Linked DNA regions of Mus musculus: region 2 is linked to region 1. The links are chromatin loops, found by intact Hi-C in ENCODE. Cell type or tissue: heart. All regions are shown on one strand.

What was found. Hi-C counts contacts between places; a loop is a spot of excess contacts. Peaks named below come from ENCODE experiments on the same cell type or tissue, not always from the same donor. Only the 100,000 strongest peaks of a DNase experiment are listed, where the experiment ranks them.
Region 2: it touches region 1 in a loop (2.6-fold over the local background); 2 of 42 quality-filtered maps call a loop at or near these places.

What each region holds. Positions count from the first base shown.
Region 1 is chr9:70,674,307-70,682,306 of GRCm38, forward strand. Adam10 (a disintegrin and metallopeptidase domain 10) reads left to right here and starts at 4,676. Exons shown (of 16, transcript NM_007399.4): 1 at 4,676-4,953. The coding sequence starts at 4,899. In heart, no CTCF peak of the experiment used is centred here; DNase peaks (open chromatin) are centred at 4,665 and 5,285; H3K4me3 peaks cover 3,894 bases; H3K27ac peaks cover 2,120 bases.
Region 2 is chr9:70,874,474-70,882,473 of GRCm38, forward strand. The region is part of intron 1 of Lipc (lipase, hepatic); the gene reads right to left. Among named protein-coding and RNA genes, the nearest start is that of Gm32017, 36 kb to the right of the region's middle. In heart, no CTCF peak of the experiment used is centred here; no DNase peak of the experiment used is centred here; H3K27ac peaks cover 332 bases.

The DNA of each region.
Region 1 (8,000 bases):
GTGAACAAATATCACATGTAATTATGATAGAATCATCTAGAATTCTATAATGCTTACTATATGCTATGTATTTGCCTTGGTGCTTTACACTTGTTTTTAAATTATTTACTTATTGATTGATTGATTATATGTAAGTACACTGTAGCTGTCTTCAGACACTCCAGAAGAGGGCTTCAGATTTCGTTATGGATGGTTATGAGCCACCATGTGGTTGCTGGGATTTGAACTCAGGACCTTTGGAAGAGCAGTCGGTGCTCTTAACCGCTGAGCCATCTCACTAGCCCCCTAAATTACTTATTTTTACTTATTTAACTTTTGGTTTTTCAAACAGGGTTTTTCTGTGCATCCTTGGCTGTCCTAGAACTCTGTAGACCAGGCTGGCCTCAAACTCAGAGATCCACCTGCCTCTGATTCTTGAGTGCTGGGATTAAAGGCGTGTGCCACCACTGTCCTGCTCTTTTACACTTATTGATTTATTTAACTCTGGAGGCAATCTGTGGTAGGCAGCACTATTCTCCAATTCTGCAGATCAGAAACTGAGACCCAAATGTCCTTTAAACAAGGGATTGACTTTATTATTATTTTATGTGTACAGGTGTTTTGCTTGTATATGTGTCTGTGCACATGTGTTCCTGGTACCCCCAGAAGCCAGAAGAAAGTGTTGGATCCCCTGTTATTAGAGTTATAGACTGTTTTAAGCCACCACATGTGGGCTGGGAATCGAACCCTGGTCCTCTGAAGAACAGTTAGTGCTCTTAAACATTGAGCCATCACTCCAGCCCCGTAGACTTTAATCTTAGCCAAGAGCACATGTTTAGGAAAATGATGTGACTATGCTATAGATAGGGCTGGGGCTTGGGACAGAGGTCCAAGAAAGCTAGCTGACTATACGCTAAGAACCAGAAAAGAATCCAGAACAAGGCAAACCCCAGGCTCTGTTTACATGCAGTTTACAGCCTAATCCCAGACACAAGAGGGTCATAAGAAGTAACCAAGGAAGTGAAGGATAAGAAACAAAACCAAGGGCTGGAGAGATGACTCAGCGATTTAGAGCACTGACTGCTCTTCCAGAGGTCCTGAGTTCAATTCCCAGCAACCACATGGTGACTCACAAATATCTATAATGAGATCTGACGCCCTCTTCTAGTGTGTCTGAAGACAGCGACAGTGTACTCATATAAATAAAATAAATAAATCTTTAAAAAAAAAAGAAAGAAAGGAAAAAAAAAGAGAGAAACAAACCCAAAAGATCAAATTCTAGGACGGATCATATTTAAGAGGTAAAGAGAAGAAAGCCTTAGGGAAGTCAAAGAGAGAAACACAGCTCAGTGTCAGGAGGAAAGCAAGGAGAGAACAGAGCCCCAGAGAACCCTGGGAGAGGGGAGATTTTGATAGTAAAGTGTCAGGTATCTGGGAGGTCTGGTAAGATAAGAATTGAAGGTGTCTACTGGCATTGGCAACCAACAGATGTCTGATGGCTCATAGCAAGAGTGACTCTAGAAATGATGAGGTGGCATCAAATTGCTGTGAATTAAAGTGAGGTTGGAAAGCAGGGGAAATTGGAGAAGGGAGATGAGCTAGTCCTGTATCTGGCTAAGCAAGAGAAAGAAAATGTATAAACCAGGGCGAGAGCAGAGAGGGACGGTTGAAGGCTACGAAAAAGGGAACACTCAGTATGACTTGGTGACTTGACCACGGGTGACGATGTGAGGCTCTAAGCTGATTCCCCCCGCCCCTCTTTTTTGAAAAACATTTATTTTGAAAAACATTTATTTTTGTTTTATGTGTATGAGAGTTTTGCCTGCATGTCTGTGCACCATATGTCTGCCTGCTGCCCTCATAGACCAGAAGAGGGAGTCCTATAGCCTGGAACTGAGTTACTGACAGTTATGAGCTGACATGTGGATGCTAGGAATTGAATTCCAGGTCCTCTGGAAAGCAGCCACTAATGTAGAGCTACTGAGCCAGATCTCTAGCCATCGGATCCTACTCTTAGTCCTGGTTCCTGAGAGAAAGGAAATGCTGTTACTACAGAAAAGGAATGGAATATATTCCTGAGTTTGAAAAATTAAAGGTAATTGTTGGTCTGGAGTTGCAGTTCAGTTGTAGAGTACTGGCTCAGTACGCATACAGTGCTATATTTGATTCCTAGCTGCATTTGCATGTAGTTCCAACTCTCAGGAGTTAGCAGCGAAGGAATCAGAAACGCAAGGTTGCCCTATGCTACCTGGACGATATTGGTCTTAGATCTGTGCAGTAAGCATTTTTTCTTTAATATTGTTAACCTGATACATCACATATGGCATTTGTTTATGAAGGAAATGTTTCATTATAACGTAGGGATACTTTCTATGGTCTTAACAAAAATCGAAACAAACAAAACTCTTACTCTTAGCATCAAAAATGTCATTATTGCTGAAGTAACACTGCTGCTAAAGTAATTCGTGGAACAGGTGGGCTGGACAAACATGATGACCTGAGTCATTCAGAGCCCAAATAAAGGTCAAGGAGAGAGCCCACTCCATAAAGTTGTTCTCTGACTCCCACATGCTTATTATGGGCCAAGTATCACTCCCTCTCCCTCTACTTCTCCCCCTCCCTCTCCCCCAACCCTCCCCCCCACCCCCCAGCTAAAAACCAAGGAATCACTATTTTCCACTAGATTAGATATTTGTTTGAGGAAATAAATGGCATTTATGTACTTTATTTACCATATAACAATTATTATCTGCTAAGCACTTGTAATTGCTTTATAGTGTTAAGTGATCTGAATTTAATCCATCAAAATAGTTCCAAAAGGCAATTTTCATTTTACAAGGGAAATGCCAAGGTTACAAAGAATTTTGAAATAACCTTGCCAAAGTCTATCAGCTTTTAAGAGGCAGGGGTGGGAGTCAAACTCAAGTGGGTTGTGATGCATGGCATCAATGCAGACCTTACCCCGGTACATTTTCTCACTTTCCTCTTCACTTGTGAAAATGCCAGTAATGGAATTAAGACTTTAAGCAAAGCAATAGTCCAAACTTGTAACATGAAAATACCATTCATTATTCATTCATATTTTTAAAGAAAAGAAACAGCATTTTAGATGTAAACTCCTGCGATTTCTTTGAATTAAAAAAGAAAATGATCTTTGCTTATGATTATTAGAATTGATTATAAACAATACTACCTAATATCAAACTTGTCACAGAGATGGATTAATAACTCAAAAAGTCAAAACTTCTACTGCCTGTGAGTACATAAGGCAGAAACAGCGCATGTGATAAGCAACATGTCTGCAGGTTACTCAGAATAGACACTTTACAAAAGGAAAAAGAAATAACAGCATTCAGTTACTCTGTATTGATTTTATATGCTTCAGTAGAAACGAATGGACAGGACAATCATGATGATGTGGGAAGTTCTGACTGCAGTATTGAGTTTAGTAATGTGAAGCAAAACAACAATTCATTTTTCAAAACAATTAAAATAAGTATATTCCTTAAGTAAGGTGTGACGGTGCATGGAAGATGGGAGGAATCAGAAGTTCATGTTTACCCTTGGCCTCATAACCACTCAAAGAATAACCTGGGATAATTAGATGAGAGATGGGAGATGGGGGTGGGAAAAGTATTCTCATCTTTATTTCTGTTTTCTTTAAAAACCACATTATCTACATTAACAATGTAGGTTGTAGAAAATATATAGGGCGGAAGTAAAAGGTTTGCAATTTATTCTTATTATCAATAATATAAACTCATATTCTTTGAGTCAACCGAAGCAGAGTTAAGTATGATGAAGACGTTGTAGTTCTTTTTTTTTTTCATTTATTCATTCGCGTTACATCCGAAGAGCAGCCCCGCTCCTCTCCTCCCAGTCCCACCCTTACAAATCCCTCCTCCCATTACTCCTAAAGTTGTAGTTCTTGAATACGAGTATAAAGAATCAAAGCGAGTAAATGAGAAGTCAAATACCGGTTTTGTAGAAGTTGGCATGAAGGAGGTATGAGGGAAACAGACTAACAAGCGAGCATTTTCTGAGCTGGAGACTAAGGACCACCGGCTTATTTATTTATTTATTTATTATTATGGCTAAGGCCTAGTAGGTGACATACATTTGCTAATGGTTCGGGAAGATACCCCTTTGGGTATTTTTTTCTTCCTGTTGGATCTTTCCTTTTATGTTCCCATCAGAGCTGTGTATCGCGGCTAAAATCATGGTTTGCTGGGACTGCTTTTGTTTACTTGGCAGCTGCAGAGCTTCAAAAGAAACAGATAGAGAAGCAAGGAAAACCTCTAGTTTTTTGGAGGCGAAGAAGCCGAAAGCCCTTCTTGACAGCTTCGGGGTAGGGTGTGATTCCAAGAGACAGTCCTTAACAGCTGGAAGAACCAGGTAGCACTTTCACAGGGAAAAGAGCGCTCCCGCCCGGGGCGGTGGGCGGAGTCTCCAGCGGCCCCGCCCTCCCAGGCCAATCCCTGCTCTCCGCCAGCGGACAGGAAGCAGCGGCGGGGCCTAGCGGCCCGGGCGCTCGCCTCGGCACGCATGCGCATTATCCCGGGGCGCTTGGGGGAGCAGGGCGGGGCGGGAGGCAGGGGTGCGGCCTCGCGAGTGTATTGGGTGCCGTCGCGTCACGTGGCGAGAAAGGAGGCGGAGGGCCGCGGCTCAGGGAAGGGGCTGAGACCAGGCGAAGAGCGAGGGCAGGGAAGCGGGGAAGGGAGGAAGGAAGAGGCCGAGGGGGAGGGAGGGCCCTGTTTTGGCGGAGCAGGGCGCGCGGCTGGGCCCCTGAAGTGGAGCGAGAGGGAGGCGCTTCGCCGGGTGCCACTGCCGGGGAGGCTCGTCGGGACCCAGCGCCGGTCGCGGCTCCCTCAGGATCGATGCACCGCGGTTAACCCGTGAGGAGGCGGCGGCCGGGGAAGATGGTGTTGCCGACAGTGTTAATTCTGCTCCTCTCCTGGGCGGCGGGGCTGGGAGGTGAGACACGACCCCGGGCGGCGACGGAGCGGCGGTCGGTCGGGCCGAGCGCAGCGTCGCGGAGCCGGGCCGCGCGTGTCAGGTCTCCTCGGCTTCTGTCAGCTCTCTCAGCTCGCCTCAGCCGACCCCGAGCGACGCTCCCCGCGCGCTATTGTCCCTCGCGCGCCCCGACCGCGCTCCCGCCGGCGGCGGCCCGAGCAGGCTGCGGAGCCCCGGGCCAGGCCTTCCCCGCCCCCACGGCCCGGCGGCCCTGCCTGCCCGGCTTCTCGCGCCGCTTTCCCCGGGAGCGGCGGAGCCCAGGCCAGCCGCCCTCGCGCACTCCGCAGCCACCTCAGCCCTGCCGGGGTCCGAGCCCCGGGACCGCGCAGACTCGCAGCAACTTGCGAGGTTGGCAGCGCGGCGGGAGCATTGTTCTGCAAGCGAGCGAGCGGACCCGGGCCGGGTGTCGGACGCCGGTGTGCGTGTCCCACCCGAGTGCCTTCCCTCCGCCTCGTGCTCTTTTCGGAGTGTTTGTAGCCAGCGCGCCGGAGGTTGTGTGTGTGTGTGTGTCTGTCGTTCTGTCTGTCTGTCTTCTGTCTCCCCGGGGCAAGACTTTAGTTGACTGAGGAGAAGGGCAAGCCGTTTTAGGATGCTCTTCGATCCATCTGTCTTTTTGAGTTGAGTCCACAGAGAAGCAAGACCGACCCTTCCTGGGCGAACCAACTTGCAGAGTTTTCTTAAACTCTCAGGTGGAGCAGACGTACTGCTTAGTCAGAGGATTGTCAGGGCTGTGCTCCCTCCCCCTGCAAATTGGAGTTCACTGTTGCTTCAAGTTTCCTGATGCTTCGGGTTTGAGACAGCGGTATTTCATTCCCAGGCTTTCCTAGGACAGGTTGCATGATTATTTTGTTCCTATGAGAAAGTGCTTTACCATAGGTAAGCTAATTTGCCGCCCAAGTGTCTGGAGAGAGGTTAGCTTAAAAGCATTGAATTGGAAACAACCCCCAGAACTTCCAGGGGTGCTTCGGATGGTTGTCAGCAGCCTAATTTGATACTTTAGAAAATATCCTAGTGTTTTCTGTAGTGTATTGTCTGTGTTCATCCCTTTGTCTCATTGACTTAAACTGCAGGACCCAGCCTATTTTTGTCTGGCATTCTGCTTACTCTGAAGTTGGTTTTGTGTACTCAGTTTCTGTTGTTGTGTGTACTATTCATTTATTAAGTACACATTTTAGATGACAGCCACTAATAGATGCTTATTTTTGTTTTGTTTTTGTTTTTTGTTTTTTTTAAGAACCAGATTGCAGACCGTTTGTAAAGAGCCTCTTTATTTAACATTTGTATTTCTGTAACACGGCTTATAGTCCTGGCTGGCTGTTTTCACTTTTTGTGATTATGGTCAGGAATTAGACACTGTTCTCTATGAGGTAATAAAATCTAAGTTAAATGTGATACACTTTGATAAGTAGTGATACAAAATGCCTTTTATTAAGGAAAACTAAAACCAATGTGGCCTGTTGTTTGGGGAAAAAAGTAAATTAACAGCATAAGCATTGTGGGTGAAGAGTTTTATTCAGATCTTTGGAGTTTCTTTCTGCACTAAGTAATGATTCAAAGGCCAGGTTTTGTTGTGCTTCTGCTAAAAACTTAAAAAAAAAATAAAAGTTTTCACTTAAGTATTATGTCAAATTTGTAATACTTGAGTATGTAGGTATATTTATAATTTGGGGCTGTGGAATGTAGCCCAGTGGCAATTGCCTAGCAAGGCCATGCAAGGCTTTGGATTCAACATCTCTGTTTAAGGCCCAAAACTCCTCCTATGTTTATTTGTAACTCATTATACTATATGCTGGGTTTTTTTTTTTTATCTGAACTGAATCGCATATAGCTAAGTTTATATATTTTTGTGATGTTTTGTAGGCTAGTGTGCATTCAAACTTAGTAGATATTGGCTGTAGTGCATTGGAAAGTTGAATGTTTGTAAGGTTAGGGTAGTTGTAGAAATACAGAACTTTAAGGTATAAGCCATGTTCAGGTGAAACTAAACTCTGTTGGTTGCTTTCATCTTGCCTGTTTGTGTTAATCACTGTTGTGTGTGAATGTTTTTCTTACTGCACATAATGTGAGGGGTGGGAAGCTGGAAGGAGGCAATAAAGTGCTTAAATACTAAAACAACTTTTCTAGTTTTCCCTTCTATGTTGGTGGATGTCCTGCCCAGTGTTGTATTTGTAGAAAGATACCATGATAGTTTTTGAGTTTATGAAGTGTCTGTATGGAAGTATTCATATATCTGTACAAAATGCTTCTAAAAAGTTATTTGTTGCCTAGCAAAATGGCTCAGTAGGTGGGAGCACTTGCTTTGAAAGCCTGACTATCTGATTTCTAGTCCCCATCCCTTAGTTGAAGGAGAGAACCAACTCCTGAAAATTATCTTTTGACCTTCACATGCACACCATGGTTCCTCGTGCCCTTACTCACACATGTACACTACACACAATTATAAGATAATAAAGTTATTTGGAGACGTGTTAGGAACTTATTGGCACTATCCTGATTAGCCAACAATTTTTGTGTTTTGTTGTTGTTGTTGTTGTTGTTTGTTTTTGAGATGCAGACGGATTATGTTTCTAGCTCTAACTCCTGCCTTCCTAGTAGCTGGTACTGTGGGTGAAGACCTTGATGTAGGGCTGATGGTTACTTTTGAGCATAGAAAATGTGAAAATTAAGGTCTTTCTGAGCAGTGGGGAAGCACACCTTTGATCACAGCACTTGGGAGGCAGAGGCAGACAGATCACTGAGTTCAAGGCCAGCTTGGGCTACAGAGTGAGTTCCAGGAACTATGTCTTGAACACGTCCCCCCCACCCCACCCCCCCAAAAAAAAGGAAAAGAAAAATTATTTTGTGTACTTAAGAACTCAGAAGATATTAGTTATAGCAACAAAGTAATCCTGTAATGTTTGGCTTAAAGAAGTTATCCATGTAATGAGCCATGCTTGGTATGTGGTGTGTGTGTGTGTTTTAATTTAAAACTCTGGCTTTGTATGATACACATTCTACAGAAACAAACT
Region 2 (8,000 bases), 200 kb after region 1:
TAAGAATAAAAGCTAGATATTATAGTTTAAAGTATACCTATACTGCATATTGTGCAGTTATCTCAGTGGTTAAGAGAGTTTGCTGTTTTTGTGGAGGACCCAAGTTCAGGTCCCAGCTCCCACATCCTGTAGCCCACAGCCTATAGTAACTCTAGCTCCAGGGGACCTGATGTCACCTTCTAGCCTTCTCAGACACCTGCCTGCATTTGCACATACTCACATGCATAAATAAAACAAATATTTTAAAACACGCGCATATTGTAGTTTTATATATAGTAATACTAATAGTACTACATACTGTATTAGCATATAGTAATAACAAGAGTAATGTAGTGGCATCCTAATGATGCATATGTTTTCCACTGCCATTAGTGGGGAACTTAGTTTATGTTTTAAACACTCTCCTATCTGCTTTTCCCAAACAGGAGTCAAGGACTTTGCATAACTAGGCCAAAAGGGCTCCAAGCCACAGGGGAGAGGGTGTGGCACCTCTGGTTGGAAGTGTTGGGGCACTTGTCCCTGCTGCATGAATCTGGGTAGCACTTGGGCACTTGTTGAGGGCAATTCACAATGGATGCCTTGTTATTCTCTGGGGTGTCAAGGTATCCAACTAGGTCAGAAAGGCAGGTCAAGAACAATGCCTCTCTTCCTGGTCACATGTGAAAGCATTGGTAGACAGGCCTCCCAGCCTCCGGGCCTGTTAGTGTCCTGAGATACCAACTACAGTCTTGTGGCAGGTGGTATTTCAGGCACCACTGAGCTGTCACAGGATCAATAGTCCCAAGGTATGACAGCCCTCCTTGGATAGCACCCTGCAGCCAGGCCCAGGGTGAAGGAGGGACAGCGTTGTACGTTTCTGAGCAGGCAATGGCACTATTGTGTGTCCTTGTGTTTGGCAGACACTATCACCCCCACGAAATGCCAGCCTCTGGGCATCTAGCTTTGGGGCAGGTTTTGGGAGCAGGATGTCTGTCTTTCTGCAGCCCTGACTGTCAGGGACTGGGGATCAGGATTGAGTTTCTTTCCTGGATTTTCAAGGGTTCTTTTGTTCCTTCACCTCCCGAGTGTAGGAGGTAAATCTGAGAATAACTCTGAGGCAGCAAGCTGGAAATTCAATTCCCTGTGAACTCTGCTCCTGCTAGGCCGTGTAATGGGATCACTCTTGCTTAGCAGGTGTGCTACAGTCAGGTTTCCACCTGCTGTAATTACAGGTCCTCCACACTTCCCCAGTTCCGGGCTTTCTGAGCCCTGGCATTTTTGCAAGTGTGTCTCCTGTCCTTAATAACTGGTTGGCAGGCATTCATCAGCACCATAAGTAACTGGGCACCGCCTCTCCTCACCACCTCTCCTTTCTTGTTTGAGAGACAGACCAAGGGCTCAACCTACTTAAAGACTCTGAGTTCAGAGAGCAGGAGACGACAGGGATGAAACATGTCTCCATATTCCATTTTGGGGTTTTAATTTATATTCTCCCGGAGAGCTGCAGATTAGAGGTTGTGAAACTCTCAGGGCAGAACAATTTCTATAAATACAAGTGATGTGAGTGTAAGGGGCAGGGTTTGGAGAGAGGACATCTTGCATGTTTCCTGGGTTGAGACAACCACAGGGGAGTTTATCCCATGGCTGGAGCTGGTTCTCAGAGGAGCCAGGGTCATGTGTGTTTGTGGCAATGGAGAGCCTATACACAATACTTGCAGGTTTGGGGCTGGAGTGGAGCCCACTGCATTGCAAAAGGAACATGATCAATTCTCTTTCTTCCTTTATTGATGGAAGTTCTAGTGCTAGAAGCTGATAGCCAGCCTGGCATATTCACAGCTCTCCTGTAGACACTTCCTTCCTGGCCTGTTCCCTCGAGCTCCCACTGTCTCCACCCCACTTGTGTTATTTAAGTCCTGACTCTGTGGCCCTTTAGCAAGTTCCCAAAACGCCGGGAACCTTAGTCTTCTGGTTTTAATACATTGGATCATAAACCCTATCTCATAGACTGGTTTAGAATGAAAAATGAATTTAATATTATAGAGTCTGAGACAAGCCAAGGGCCAAGTGAACATAATTTTTCTTCATAATACTAGTGGGTCATAGCTGGTAAAACTCCTCAGGAGGCATCTTCTGACCATGACAAGACTGCAAGGCCTCCCTTCCCAATAATTACAAACAGTTGAGTTTTGGACCACAGGGATAATAGTTTTGAGAAGTGAAACTTTTTGGAGCTCAAATTCTGTTATGTAGGTGAATGTCTTTTCAGGTTATTTGAATAGTCAGTTCTGTATGGCCATGTGATTGAAGGCCAAAAGAGAAACATAGCTATTATCTCTATTGCTTACTAGGCCTTTAGCCCCTCAAGAGTTTTGTCAAGTATCCAGAAAGACCAGAGTATCAGAAATGAAAGATTAAGACTAAGTTTCCTTCTCAAACGGTAGAACCTGGACTCCTAAATCTCACCCCTTTCTCACTGAGATGTAAGAGGGAGCGTGTCCCTAGGTTGTTAGAAGACTTGGGGTACTTGCTCCTGGACACATTCCCTCCATGCAGACAAGAGGGCTATAAAAAAGCAGCAACTTACTCTCCATTTTCTATAACCCTGGGTACTGGAATCCAAGAAGTGGTCTAGAATGCCTTCACTCCTACACATCTTCTTCTCCCAAGGCCAGTCCTTCTGTGCTAGAGGTCGCAAGCTGTGGCTTTGTTCCTCTGACATTTCAGGGGATGGGGCATGTAGTGGAGGTGACAGTCCCCACAAGCCCAGGCAAAGATAGGCAAGACCCAAGCTCAGGACTAAGTGCTATATAACAAAATAACACTAAAAATGAGGACATTCCTACAAGTTTGCTGAGCCAGGGTGGACATGAGGGACTATTCTAAATACCCAGCCTGGCACCTAGCACTTGCAAGGACATTAATAGATAGCTGGTGGCTGAATGACAGTGTCCTGGCTAGCATTGACTGTCAACCAGACATAGCCTAGTGTCACCTAAAGAAAGCAAGAGTCTCAACTGAGTGTCTTTATCTGGTCAGTCTGTGAATATTTCTGTGAGGGGTTATCACAGTTGTCTTAAAGGTCCAACCCTCTGACAACACCATTCCTTGGCATAAGAGCTGGACTGCACAAGAAAGCTAAGCATTACTCCAAGAGTGAGCCTGTAAGTAGCATTTCTCCATGGTTCCTGCCTCTCAGGTTCTGCCTTGAGTTCTTGTGATGACTTCTATCAATAATGGGTTATGGTCTAGAAATGCAAGCCAAGTAAACTTTTTCCTTTTGGTCAGAATGTTTTTTTTTTTAATCACACCAACAGAGAGGAGAGCAAGACATGTAACTGAGGTGCACACATTTATGTAATTCCGCACCAGCCCCAGTGTGATTCCTGACCTCTAAGAACCATTCTATTTCTGCGTAGGAAAGATCATTAGAGATTGACTGGCCTAAGTTCCTCACCTTATATCTTCAAGGAAACTGAGGCCAGAGTTGAGCAGAGACCAGCCCTAGGCCACGTAGCTGCTGGTAGCAGGAATTCATGGTAGACACGGGATTGCTACTAACCCCATTTGTACCTCAGCTGAATGCCCTTAAAATAGTTGTGATAAGCTTAATGTGTTAGAGGTACTAAAGGAGGGGTGGGGGGAAGATCCAGCAAAACCTGCTAATTGCCTATTTATTTCAGTCCCAGCTCTTGAGAAAGCTGCTTCTGACGGATGGCATGAGCTCTCCAAATGTTATAATTAGACAGCTTGTTTGGGCCAGAACCTTCCAGAGCAAGACCATCAGATAGAAAATAATACGTCTGATAAGCAAGAACCAAAGAGACAGTCAGCTTTCAACAACGAGCCTTCTGGAAGCTACTTAATAAGGGACCGTCTTTAGCTCCAGAAAGCTGGTGGAATGCCCAGATGGGCTACACAGCTTCCAGTGCCAAAGTAACACCATTGCCAGCACTAAAATACCAGATTGCTCTACTGAGCACTTACTGTGTACCAGCACGCCACCCAGGCACACCATTTCTTCATTTAACCCTCACATTGTGTCTTCAGGGACAGAGATTATCCTGGATCACATATGAGGACCAAACATTTGCAAGATTAGCTTGTTAGTTTCCAAGCTGCATATCTAGGACTTGAACTCAGTGTCTAGGACCATGTGTGCCATTCACGAAGATTGAAACTTGAGTTCTGCCATCAGAGTTACTTTGAACATCCAACGCACATCAAGCTAGTGTCTGTTTCAGTTGAGCACCAGCTAAAGCTTTCTCTCTAGCTTCAAGGATTGTGTTGTATAGAAAGTAAGTGTCTTCCTACACCAGACACACTCAGCTCACCCCCTCCTCCTGTCACTTGAATAGTAATCTATCTCACATCTGGACTTGCTTGTCAATCACCTATACTTGAATTCTCTGAAGCAAAATGTATCTGTGGAGGGATCATTACATCCTCCTCCAAGCTACTGTGGGCAGATCAAACCAACAAGAAAGCAAACAGCTGCTGCCATGAGCCATGGTTCTTCTGGTCTCAGGTCATGAGCATTGCATGTGGGCTTCTTGGCATGGTGCCCTCTATCTGCCTGGCTTCCTCTTCCTGGCCCAGAGGCCATCTCCTACCACTCAGTTGGAGTCTATGCTCATATTACACAACCACAGCACACCTGGCCTGGGCCAGACAAAGTACCCAGGCACAGGGCCTCAACTGGAGGAGTCACATCTATATTAACAAAAGGAGAGAAATGTACAGGGAAGCTGGGACCCTTGCTGAACTTTCAGCAGGTGGAAACAACTCATGGGCCTAACTAGGGTGAATAACCATTCTGCTGTGTCTGGGGCTGCCCTGATTTGGCAGCCAAAGTCCCACAAAGCAGAGGATATTTCAGTTGCAAGCAAAGCAGGAGAGTCATCTACACCCAGCCTGAGAATGGGGGGATGCTCTTGTCAGACAAGTCCTGAGATGGGGGATCTTTCTAAAAAAGTCTAAGGGAGATGGAGGAAGATCTGGGCAGAATCTTGGGTACAAACAGCAGGGAGGGGAATGGAGAAAGAAGAGGGTTTGTGTGAGGTTGCTGTAGGAGAAGAAGTAAAATGGACTCAATAAGGAACCCGAGTCAGGTAGTTTGTGCTATGGATTTTCTAGCTTCTCGGAAGAAACTGCAACCCTGCATGTCAGATGTTGGGAGATGTTTCATTAGATAAATCCCAGAGATGAACTAAGGTGTATTAGGTATCTGCAGATGGGCTGATGTCCTACCTGTCCACATCTGGACCCTGGCTGATGTCTGTGCACACAAAATGCATGCTCCTAACACATGTGGTAGGTGACGTCAATGTCTCAAGAAGAGATCTCAGGGACACACTCATTTTTACTCGGATGCCCCTGAGAAGAAGCAATGAAACATCTGGGGCCCTCCCACTCACTTCTGGATGACTGGGTTATCTCAGGAACTTCTCAGATCTGTAAGATGAGGGAGGACATGCATTTTTTTTCCTTTTTTTCAGAAATGTTGTGAGGTCCCAATAAGAAAATTGACAAAAGAAGTTCTTGGCTTGCTACCGGCTCATGCATGTGTCTGCATAAAGAGACTGCTGGCCAGAGATTATTGCTTGAAGGAGGCCTTTTTGTGAAGAGGAATAAGGGCTGTTAGAAGTATCATGGTGGATGAGGGCATGGGATCCTGTAGGAATGTCTGAGGTAGGGCAGAGATGACTACTATATGTGCCTATGGGATAGACCCTTTCTTCTCATTCTACCTTACTAACCATCCCCCTCTCTTTACCCCTGAGTACCTAGACTTTTCAGGGCCATCCCTGATGTCTCCCTCTCTTCTCTCAGCATGGTTGGTCACCATCACACGCTGGTGCTTTGTGCCAGCTTTCTCTTGAGTTCACATTTATCCACCATGGCTCTACCCATGGGTGCTACAACTCCTCTCTGGATTCTGCTCCCCACTGGTCTGCTCAATCGAATCCATACCACTAACCCGGAAGACTGAAAGTAATTAAAAGCTGGTATTACCCTTTCCAGCCCAACCAGTGGAGCAGATTCCTTGCATTGTTGGGAAATCCAACCATAAAGTAGCCCTGCTCATGGTAGAGCTGTTTTCCTCCTTCTTTGCCTTTCTATCACAGGAGACTTGCTCAGGTCCCAGAACACATCTCACTCCTTCCCCTCCCAGAACTACAGCTTGCAACCTCCTTCCTCCCTGGTTAGTTGAGTTAACTCCTGTTTGTCATCCATATTTTCCCGTGAACACCACTTCCTTGGTATATTCCAAAGCCCCAGACTACCTATCTATCCTGTGGCAGGAGATAGGCTTGAATTAGAAGTCTTGCAATTTGGGATAGTGTTGTCCAATGGCAAGAGCATGTGCCTGGAGCTGAAGTGCTTGGGTTCAATGTCTGGAGCCCTCGGTGACTTGCCGCTGAGCTGTCAGCAAGTTACTCCCAGATCTGTGCCTCAGTCTCTCCACTAATGCCAGAGGGAAAAAACAGTATCCATCTAAGATGATGGGTGTGAGAACTAAGTGGATTAATAGGGCAAGGTCCTCACTGACACCACTGGTGACCCCTAGTAAGTACTATATGAGCATTGTTCCGCGCCAGGTATGGCATCTATTCTGCTACATTTAATCATTTTTTTTTTTTTTGGTATGTGATCCATAATGTGGAGGCCAGAGGTAGACACCAGGTACATTTCTCAGTCACTCCCCACTTTAATTTTTGAGACAAGGTCTCTTACTGAACACAGTGATTCAGCTAGACTGGCTGGAAAAGCCAAAGTCAGGGATCCCTCCCTCTCTGCCACCGCAGCCCCTAGTCTACTGCTGTGCCTGTCTTATTTAACACTGGTGCTGGGATGTAACTCAGGTCTTCATGCTCATGTGGCAAGCACTTTACTGGCTGGGCCAGCTCACTGGCCCTGGTCAGGCACTTGGAGGGCAGTACTAATGCTTCAATGTCTCTCTGAGTGCCGACCCCTAGGAAGTTTGAGAGCATGGTGGATCAGCCATAGAGGGAGATGAAACAGAAGAATGGAATGAGCAGAAAGAGGCAGCATTGGAAAGGAGCAGCCTTGGTGGAACCAGGTGCCAGAGGCTGCCTGAATGCTTAGTTCTGCCCATGTCTGAAGAACAATAGCTGAAAAGACAGCCAAGAGGCAGAGTGCTCCTGCTCCTGGTCCGTGTTCATGGACTGCTTTCTTGGGAAGTGGGACATTACTGGATATTCACCTAAAATTCTCAGTGGGATTTTTGGGAAAACTCCATCCTCGACAGTCAACAGCTCATGTTTGATATGAACTAAACACACACACACACACACACACACACACACACACACACACACACACACACAGAGAGAGAGAGAGAGAGAGAGAGAGAGAGAGAGAAAGAGAGAGAGAGAGAGAGAGAGAGAGAGAGAGAGAGAGAGAGAGAGAGAGAGAGAGAGAACCTCAAAGAAGTGACCTGGAATGGCTGGGGATGTTGCTTCAATGCCCCTTTAAAAGTGGTAGGTATTGGGATGTTTGGTTAGCAGATACATCTCCCAGAGACTAAATTAGAAAACGCTAAGTTTTCTTGCCTCTATAGCACTTCCTCGGAGCTCTTAAATCACCAACACTAAGTAAGGGGAGGTGGACTCACGAGGAAAATTGATTCAGGACAGCTTGCTAGGAGATATTTTTACTTAATGAGCGTGGCCTTATCAGAGCAGCTGTGCTCTTTACCGCCCTAGATATGCTTAAAACAGATGGGAAACCAGCTCTCTCTCTTTTATTTGTGGTTAAATTCAGGGAGTGGAGCTTGAACCCCTGAATAAGGTGGTGCCAGAGACATGAGACAGAAACAAGAGAGGGACACAGGGTACCCTTTCTTTCCTAACATCAGGTGTCTCCTGACCTCATCCATGCCACTTGGATAATGTGTATGCATTTATATGTATATATTTGTTTAGGTATGTGCATGTATTGCACATGTGCATATTTGTGTATGTGTATATATATATATATGTATATATGTGTATGCATTA